2 separate regions of the Homo sapiens genome follow, and region 1 is linked to region 2. Evidence: chromatin contacts called from ENCODE Hi-C or POLR2A ChIA-PET data. All regions are on one chromosome and are shown on one strand. The core of a region is the stretch at or near the end of the contact, and the rest is flanking DNA. Distances in the headings are between cores, read along the strand shown. Region 1 overlaps ZC3HAV1 (zinc finger CCCH-type containing, antiviral 1). Region 2 holds the start of KIAA1549.

Evidence for each region. Hi-C counts contacts between places; a loop is a spot of excess contacts on that map. ChIA-PET counts read pairs that join two places held with the same protein, here RNA polymerase II (POLR2A). Pooled maps may share reads with other maps.
Region 1: a pooled map shows a loop between it and region 2 (5-fold over the local background). The contact joins the enhancer-like site here to the promoter of KIAA1549 in region 2. A Hi-C loop is called at or near these places in 9 of 50 pooled maps. POLR2A ChIA-PET finds 5 or more read pairs at or near these places in 5 of 52 experiments (T-cell, WTC11, activated CD4-positive, alpha-beta T cell and 1 more).

Annotation. Positions count from the first base shown.
Region 1 is chr7:139,073,227-139,077,825 of GRCh38, forward strand. ZC3HAV1 (zinc finger CCCH-type containing, antiviral 1) reads right to left here. Exons shown (of 13, transcript NM_020119.4): 6 at 3,060-3,183; 7 at 630-804. Among named protein-coding and RNA genes, the nearest start is that of MIR10399, 31 kb to the left of the region's middle. Within about 2 kb of position 1,990, at least 18 of the 41 ENCODE cell types and tissues checked have a DNase peak (open chromatin) inside an H3K27ac peak, as active enhancers do.
Region 2 is chr7:138,978,470-138,982,921 of GRCh38, forward strand. KIAA1549 reads right to left here and starts at 2,920. Exons shown (of 20, transcript NM_001164665.2): 1 at 2,614-2,920. The coding sequence starts at 2,800. RefSeq lists silencers at 1,534-1,828, 2,668-2,797, 2,838-3,217, 3,238-3,367 and enhancers at 1,839-2,725, 3,348-3,697.

The DNA.
Region 1 (4,599 bases), core at 740-3,239, 94 kb after region 2:
AGATGGAGGTTGCAGTGAGCCAAGATAACGCCATTGCACTCCAGCATGGGTGATAAGAGTGAAACTCCATCTCAAAAATAAATAAATAAATAAAAATAAAAATTAATATATACTTTAATGTATGACTGCAATTGGAGTACATGTTTGCTGAAAAAAAATTGAATATAGCTGTGTACAAAGTAAAAAAATACCACTTCCTCTACCACACTCCACGGGTAACCATGTAGGCTTCAAACATTTTATTAATAGTGTTCTTTTTATTTTATTTATTTATTTATTTTGGAGACAGAGTCTCAATCCATCCCCCAGGCTGGAATGCAGTGGCGAAATCTCAGCTCACTACAACCTCCACCTCCCGGGTTCAAGAGATTCTCCTGCCTCAGCCTCCAGAGTAGCGGGGATTATAGGCGCCTGCCACCACGCCTGGCTAATTTTTGTATTTTTAATAGAGATGGGGTTTCACCATGTTGGCCAGGCTGGTCTCGAACTCCTGATCTCAGGTGATCCACCTGCCTCAGCCTCCCAAAGTGCTGGGCTTACAGGCATGAGCCACCGTGCCCAGCCAACAGTGTTCTTTTTAAGTTGACAAGTTTAAACAAGAGCCCCCTACAAGGAGGAACAGTGCTCACCTCTTCTCCATACTGAATCCATGTGCCAGATTCATTCTTCCAATACCAAATCCATTTGGTGGTGAAGACAGAATTGGCTGGCTTGGTGACAGAAGAAGGAGTGGAGAGGCGTCGGATGGGAAAGGAATCACAACTCATTACCCGAAAATTGATTGTATAACTTCCTACAGAACAGCTGAGAGAGAAAAGTATTAAGTTAACATAATGCTTCATTGACCCCTGTTTTCTACAATCTCGTCTTCCCTAATGAGAGCACAGAATTAAACTTTCAGGGCTAAAATAGATCTTCAAGTTTTCTTTCCATGGCTCCAGGTCCTACACATAAAAGAAAAACGGAAACGCAGAGAGGAAAGTGACTCGCCTGCACCACATAATTAATGGTGTTACATAATGTATTCTTCCCTCAGAAAATATCCCAAAATAAAACTGTGCCCACAAAACTCCTGATTGGCTCAATGTTATAAAGTAAGTTAGAAATTCGCATTTGGTCCATTTTTAAAATTATTTATTATTATTTAAATCGTTATCAAAATGTGGAGACCCTTGCAGAAAATTGGCAAGGTTAAAGTGATTTTCATAATAACATTAAACATTATTTGCTTTTTTCACTTTCATTCTCTCAGGAATACACGATGAAATTTTCCAGAGGCTACACAATATATGATTTCACAGCAGGTTGAATAAAGAAGCGGATATGAGAATCTAGTTATCTTCTATTATGCCAGACATTAATTTGCAAAAATATAAAACTCCTCTCAATAAATTTTTTGTTTTGGAAAACAGTTATTTTATAATTATCCATATAAATATTATATATAAATATGTAAATAAATACACACAGTTATATACCTGGGTATGTATATTAAATGGATATACATGAATATGTATATAGTATTAAATATAGTTACATGAAACATGTTCATTATGTTAACATATAGCAAGCTTATTCTTATTTTTAAGTGAATCAAATATATAATTGTTCTCAGTTTTAATTTTTAATATGGTAAATATTGATAGCTATATTCCACACAAACAGAAATTCTTTGGGATCCTGAATACATTTTAAGTGTTGAGGAGTCCTCTGACCAAAAAGTTTGAGAATTGCTGCTCTAAGAAAGACCTCTTAGATCAGTGGTTCTCAATCAGGAACGATTTTGACCTCAGTGGGTATTTTACAACATCTGAAGACATTTTGGGTTAGGACAACCAGTGGGGCTGGTGGGGGGGTGGTGCTTCCTGTCATCTGTGGATTGAGGCTAGGAATAGTGCTAAACAGAATCTGGCCCAAAACGTCAGTAGTGCTGAGGTTGAGAAACCCGGCTCTCCACTTGCCTGGGAGCGGAAATATAGACCTAGCAACCAGAAAGTAGCTCATGTCGCCCTCTAGTGGTAAAAATCCAGCAACACAGAATCTCCACCCTCAAATCACTAAATTCTCATATGATGAAAAGTAATGTAACTTTTCCCCCTTAAGAATTTCCTTATAAAACTGGGATGTTTCTTATATCCCTGCACACCATAGATAAATACGGTCATATGGGTATCACCCATTTCAGCTCTTCCAGAAGGAGAAATGTTTTTACTTATTTATTTTTGAGACAGGGTCTCACTCTGTCACCCAGGCTGGAGTGTGGTAGCACAATCACGGCTCATTGCAGCCTCAACTTCTTGGGCTCCAGTGATCCTCTCACATCAGCCTCCCGAGTAGCGAGTAGCTGGGACCACAGGTGCGTGCTACCATGCCTGGCTAGTTTTTGTATTGTTGGTAGAGACAGGGTTTCATCATGTTGCCCAGGCTGATCTCGAACTCCTGAGCTCAAGTGATCCTCCTGCCTCAGCCTCCCAAAGTGCTAGGATTACAAGCATGAGCAACCACGCTCGGCCAGAAGCAGAAATGTAAGGTACCCTCTTAGATGCCTTGCTAGAGAAAATAGCAAACATAAGGGAGGTATTAAATGCTAAAGTATACAACAAAATTCTACAGTAAAACTATATGAAATTATTCAAACCGTGTTTTTAAATTATGAAGTTAAGCCAAAGGCTCTTTTGTCCTAAATCATTTAGTACTTTTAATAGTTCTGTGATGAACTGATCAGGATACGAGCCGGACACTGAACTGTGTTTTTTTGCAGGACACAGACAACTGTCAACTAAACAAATAATCATGTCACTGTTTGTTTCATTTGAGTTAGCAAACATTCCCAGGATCTCTGGTATTAGCCAGGCTCAGTGTGACCTCAAACCCACCCAGCTGTGGTTTTCCTTCATTAACTCGGCAGGCATTTGCCATTTTTTATCTCAAGAGGTATTTCACACTCGAATGGGATTCTGATGGAAAAGTGTTTTTTTCTTTTTCCCCTGAGCCTAGCACTAATGCTTCCCTTTGATAATGTTGGACTCTTGAAAGCCAGAGTACAGCCACCAACTTACAGGTGGATTCCGGGGTTACAGTAGCCTTTCTCGATCGTCTCCATGTGCTCAAAGTCCGTCCAGGTTTTACCAATAAGCATCTGCCACCGGTAAGGCAGATGGAAGTGGACTTTGCTGCAGCTACCTACAAAGACAAAGAAGGGGTCTGAGGGACTGTTGAGCAGGGATTCTAACCAATTCAGTCAAGTTCACTGCCAGCTTTCCCCATCCATGCCTGCCCTGCCCCCTGCCAGACAGGTTCCATCTATACCAGCTGACACTGCTGTGTGTCCATTATCCAGGTTCCTTCATTACCTTGGAGACTCATCAGAAAACAAAAATTCAGGCAGAGTGTGGTGGCTCACATCTGTAATCCCACCACTCTGGGAGGCCGAAACAGGCGGATCATTTGAGGCCAGGAGTTCACAACCAGCCTAGCCAACATGGTGAAATCCTGTCTCTACTAAAAATACAAAAATTAGCCAGGCATGGTAGTGGGTGCCTGTAATCCCAGCTTCTCGGGAGACTGAGGCAGGAGAATCACTTGAATCTGGGAGGTGGAGGTTGCGGTGAGCCGAGATCACCCCACTGCACTCCAGCCTGGGTGACAGAGTGAAATTCTGTCTCAAAAAAAAAAAAGAAAAAGAAAAGGAAACAAAAATTCCCCACTGCCCCCAAAGTCACTCCACCCAGATAGAAATTCGAGGTAACCAGAAATTTAGTTACCCTTTCTGCACCCCCCCAAGTGTATGAAGCCAAAATGCTCTCCAGCAGAGGCAACAGCCTTTATTTCCTTGAAGCCCTGGCCTACAGTTCATCTCTTCCAGAAAGATTCTCTTAACGAATCTCACTCCATCCCCATCTGACTTGTATTTTTTGCATTCCTTTAGCCAGTACCCAATAGTCAGTTGGGGGTTAATTTTTTATATGTTTTTACTTACTTCACGCAGTTTTCCCATTTGCAAATTTTTTGTTTGTTTTTGTTTTTGTTTTGAGGCAGAATCTCACTCACTCTGTCGCCCAGGCTGGAGTGCAATGGCGCAGTCTTGGCTCACTGCAACCTCCACCTCCCGGGTTCAAGAAATTCTCCTGCCTCAGTCTCCCTAGTAGCTGGGATTACAGGCATGTGCCACCACGCCCAGCTAATTTTTGTATTTTTAGTAGAGATGGGTTGTCACCATGATGGCCAGACTGGTCTTGAACTCCTGGCCTCAAGTGATCCACCTGCCTCAGCCTCCCAAAGTTCTGGGATTACAGGCGTAAGCCACCATGCCTGGCATTTTATGGATGTTTTCATGCCCTACCTTAATTATAAACTTACTAAAGAGAAGGCTGCACTATGGTTTAGCTTACATCCCCCTTACATATTTGGCACAGGGCTAGGCATACAAAAGACAGCCATTGCAGGAATGCCGGCTGAAGAATGAATTGATGTTATAAGCTACAGTACAGGAAGACAGAAGATAGTTCTGTTTTTCAAAATTTGCCTTATATTATGTTTAAATTGTTTTGAAATATTCAAAATGAAGATGTGTGACAACTTCAAAACAAACAAAAAAGA
Region 2 (4,452 bases), core at 1,670-4,169:
AAACTTGTAAATTTTTTTTTTAAAAAAACACACTCAAAATGCTGAATGAAATACAAATAGACAAGAAATCGATTTAACATAGAGATTTAACCAAAGACTGTAATAAGGGGACCACCTGGAAGGTGGACTCTATTGAACAAAAGTTAACAAGAGAAGCCAGCTGAAGGAGGAGATAGCTTTCAGACAGCCACGGAAGGGAATGCTGCCTCACATAGGAAGTCCAAAACAGGTCTAAGCCATGCCATTTTCTGACTACCACTGCTTATTCCTTAGAAAGAGAACCAACCACCACAGCAGTGTTCAGCAAAGCTCTCCTACATTCCAAATCTCCTGGTGAAAATACCACACTCAGGACTGGGAGGGCAGCCCAAGCAACTGCAACGCACCCTCTTCCCAGGATCAACAGCACCGCCCAGGCACCCTACACACACCCTAGCTACATCAGGAAGCCACCCTCCACCAAGATCGTTCCTCACAGTCTTCAAGTAGATGGGGTCACCTCCAGCAGGTCATCCATAAGGAATCCTGCCTTTCCTGTCCGGGAATGGTCTGTGCAAGGGTTTGTACTTCCTTCACTGCTCTGTGTTTCCAGCTGGATCCTGGAGCACAGGGGCTGTGCCCTCCACTTCTTAGTTCCTAGTCTATGAGCCTGGCAGCGGCTGAAGCCAATATACAAACCAGTGAAAGGATGAAGTCTCTTTCCATGATGTCAGGTCTAGAATGGAAATATTATTAATTTCATGTCTCCAGGTTGAATATTTGTATTGGGGGTAGAGGGGAAGCAGGAAAGGACTTCCAAAGAAGAGAAGGTTAGGGATGGGCAGTGCAAACAGCTTCACTATTTATTTTAAAGTTACCAGAAGCACTTATATTCTCCACAACCTCTGCAGTACACCCAGATGGCCACATTCATATGGGGAAGCCATCAGGCACAGAAAGGAAGCATGTCATAGAGTCTGAAGCCAAACCAACCTAAACTCAAAGCCTTAGTTTCCTCATCTGTAAAATGGGGATAACTATGCCTAACTCACAACGTGATTGGATCGTGTATATAAAATTCAACATCTGGCACACAAAAAGCACTCAGGAGATGGAAACCATTTATCTGCTGTGTCTTATGACAGATGAATCCACGAGTATCAGATGGGCTCTCTTTGTTGACTAAAGCCAAGAGACCCTTGACAATGATCTCTTCTCCTCTGGACACACAGGGCTGGAACTCGCAGGAGCAGGACTGAGACGGGAGGTCCTAGGTTAGAGTAAGGTGTTTGCACTAGCTGTATACTGCCTAAAAGAGACTCATTCTGTCACCCCAACCCTGGTTCCACCCAGCTATGGGAAATCTCTGCAGAGGCTTCAGGTGTGGATATGTCTATGGGCCAAGAGCGGGGGTGGGAGGCAGGGAAAGTGATGACTGTGACCTTGAGCAAGGCACTTCTCTGCCTTAGTTTCCTCTTTGGTAAGCAGAGTGGACCTGTTCCATGATCCCTGAAGTCCTCCCTGTGCTTCTATTGTACCATCCCCTCTAGGGCACTGGTTATAATTCTCACAGGTCCAAGGGACACCTTCAAATGTGTTCCAATTCCTCCCAGCCACTGAGTAGCCCTTTGGCCCTGCTCCCACGAGAAAGGAGGATTCGGAGCAGCGTTCACGGCTTTCTGGTTTTTGTTCTGTGTGCAGCAGCTCTCCACCCCTAGCTGCTCCTTCCACCTTTCCTTTTCCGCCTCAAAGTGGTCAAGTGCCTGTGCAGGGGCAATCGCTGGCCTGCAGTGTCAGCTCAGAGACGGTTTCCAGACCATCCTGTGTACAGGCTCAGGGTGGACAAATAAACATTTTGGAGAAGCAATAGGAATTAAATCATTTCTTCCACAACAAAACCCTTATGCTTCTTCATAAATCATGCCTCTTCATTCCATACTGATGAACAGTCACTAAATTGCATCTGTTATAAAAACAGCCCTTACTCCTTTCATGCCCAGACACTTAAGAATCAAAATATTTTCACACTCCATTGTACTAATAATGCCTTGCAGAAGTAATACCAATAGCTATTTCCCTGGAAAGATCCGTGGCCAGGGCGCTTTCCAAGAGGTTTTCTTTGAATGTTCTTTGTGTCCTGCTGTACGGGGGGACACGGCCGGCCTGCCCGCATCTGGGGGACGCTGGGCTTGTCCCGGTAATGCAATACTCTTTTAAAGCACACCTCGAATCCACCTCTTCGCCCCGACAATAAAGTATCTCAAAACATTCGATATGCCACATCATACAGCCTTGACAAAAAAGCACGCCGGTGCCTGCATTCTGCAGGAAAAACCAGGCACATTCTGAGATGAAGCCACCAGACCCGCTTCGGGTTCCATGGACAAGAGAACAGCTTTGCAGACCCCTTAGCAAGACCGGCCAGAAGCCGCTCGCTTGTTCGTTTTAATTATTTATTTCCCCCGTGCCTTTATTTGTTGGGCCCCAGAAGAATGGCAAAGCATCTTCCAGAAAGGACGGCGAGGGAGCTGGAGAATAAAAGAGGATGGGCGGGGAAAGCCGGGGTTTTGAAAACAGCAGCGATAAAGGCAGGCGGGGTCGCGGCCGCGTTCCGAGGGTCTCGGCGGAGCTTACCTGGGGCGCACGAGGCCGGCCGGGCCAGCAGCAGCAGCCAGAGGCCAGGAAGCAGCAGCCCCGGGCGGCGGCGGCGGGCGCAGCGGGCGGAAGGCCGTCGGCCGCTCGGCCCCGGGGCCAGCGCGACCCCGGCGCGGGGCTTCCCCTCCATGGCCGCGCCTCGGCGTCGGCGCCGCGCCCCCGGCATTCCCGGCCGGCGCCCCGGCCCGGCCTCGCGGCTCAGCGGCTCTCGGGTCCGGGAGGGGCGGCCGCTGCGGCTGCGGCTGGGACGGGGCGCCGCGCACCGGCGCGGAGGGAGGCCGGAGAGGCGGGGGCGGGCCGGGCCGGAACCGAGGACAGGGGCGCCAGCCGCACGCCCGCCTTGCCGCTCCGCCCCCTTCGGAGCCTCGGAGCCGCTGCCCGGCAACGCGCGGGCCCGGGCGCGGGACGGCGAGCACCCCCTCCCGGCCGGCCGGACGCCTGCCTGCCTGCCTGCCTGCCTGCCTGCGGGGCGGCCGGGGCAGCGTGCGCGGGGCTCGGCGCGGCAGAGGCGGCAAGGGCGGCGAGGCGGCGCGGCCCAGCCCTCCCCCAGGACCCGCCTTCCGGAGGGAGCGCGAGGGGCTCGGGGGGCCTGGGCCGGGCGGTGCCGCCCCGACCCGCACCCAACCCCGGGTCCCGCCGCGCGTTCCCCGGGGCGCCCGGATCAGGGTAGGCCGGCAAGCCGGGGGAGGGGTCCTCTCGCCTCCCTCGCTCCTCCTCTCCCGCCGACTCCTTGCGGGCAGCAGGTGTGTGGGGCGCCGCGCTCTCAGGACAGCCTCGGGGCCGCGGAGGGGACAAAGCCAGACAAAGTCGGGCTCCTGCGCTAGAGCTCAGCGTGCAAGGCAGGGGCGAGCAGAGCGCACGCAGCTCTCCCCCGCCTTCCTGCCTTAAGAAGGTGCGGCCACCTCTGCGGGTCTTCGGGAAGCGACCCTGCGCTCAGGGCCTGGGAGGCCCGCGGGACCCTGCACTTAGCAGGCCTTGAGCAGGCGGCTGCTGAAGCGAATGGGCGTGGAGCTGGGGAGACCCGCAAGGCCAGGCCGTTTTAGGGAAAGTGGCGCTCCTGAGAGGTGGAGAGAATGCCCAGAGAGCGTTTGAGGGTTGGAGTCCGCGGGGGGAATGAGGAACGGGAAGAAGGGAGTTGACATCTGTCAAGTACCTACTGTGTGCCAGGCACGTCACTCTGAAGACGCCCCGTGGCTTCAGGGTCTAGGGAGGAGGAATTGGAAGTTTTGAATCGTTGCATCCCACTGGCATTGTTGCATCAAGCAGATATTAACGGTGTGTGTGGGGGACACTATCTCGTGCAGAAAAACTATGGCAGACAGCGGAAAAGGTGAATCATTACACTGGCAGAGGGATCCTCGCGGCTATTCAGTCGGGTTCCCCTGCCAGGCCCAGCCCTTGAAGGGGCTGCCCAGCCTTGCAGCTCCAACTCTTCTGGACTCCTTGCCCTTGGCGAATAGTTCTTCCTAAGAATAGGACAGGGGCACTCTTCTGTAGGTACACACCTGGTCCTTACAGGTGGGTACTTGAAACCTGGTAGTTTCAAGGAAAATGAGAATAAAGGTTAAAAAAAGCTTTTGTTGATGTTCCTGGTGTTTTTACACGTTATTGTAACCCCCCATCATACAGCCCCTATGTTTATTACAGTAACTGCTCCTGTCTCCCAAAGAGGGTTCTGCGTGCACACCCAGGTAAGTACCTAAGAGAAACTGCCCAGATATGTCTGGTCCCAGGACACCATGGCCATAGATCTGGGACCTCTTATTCACACACTTATCTTTATTCTCTGAACTCTCTATAACAGCACATTTGACCACA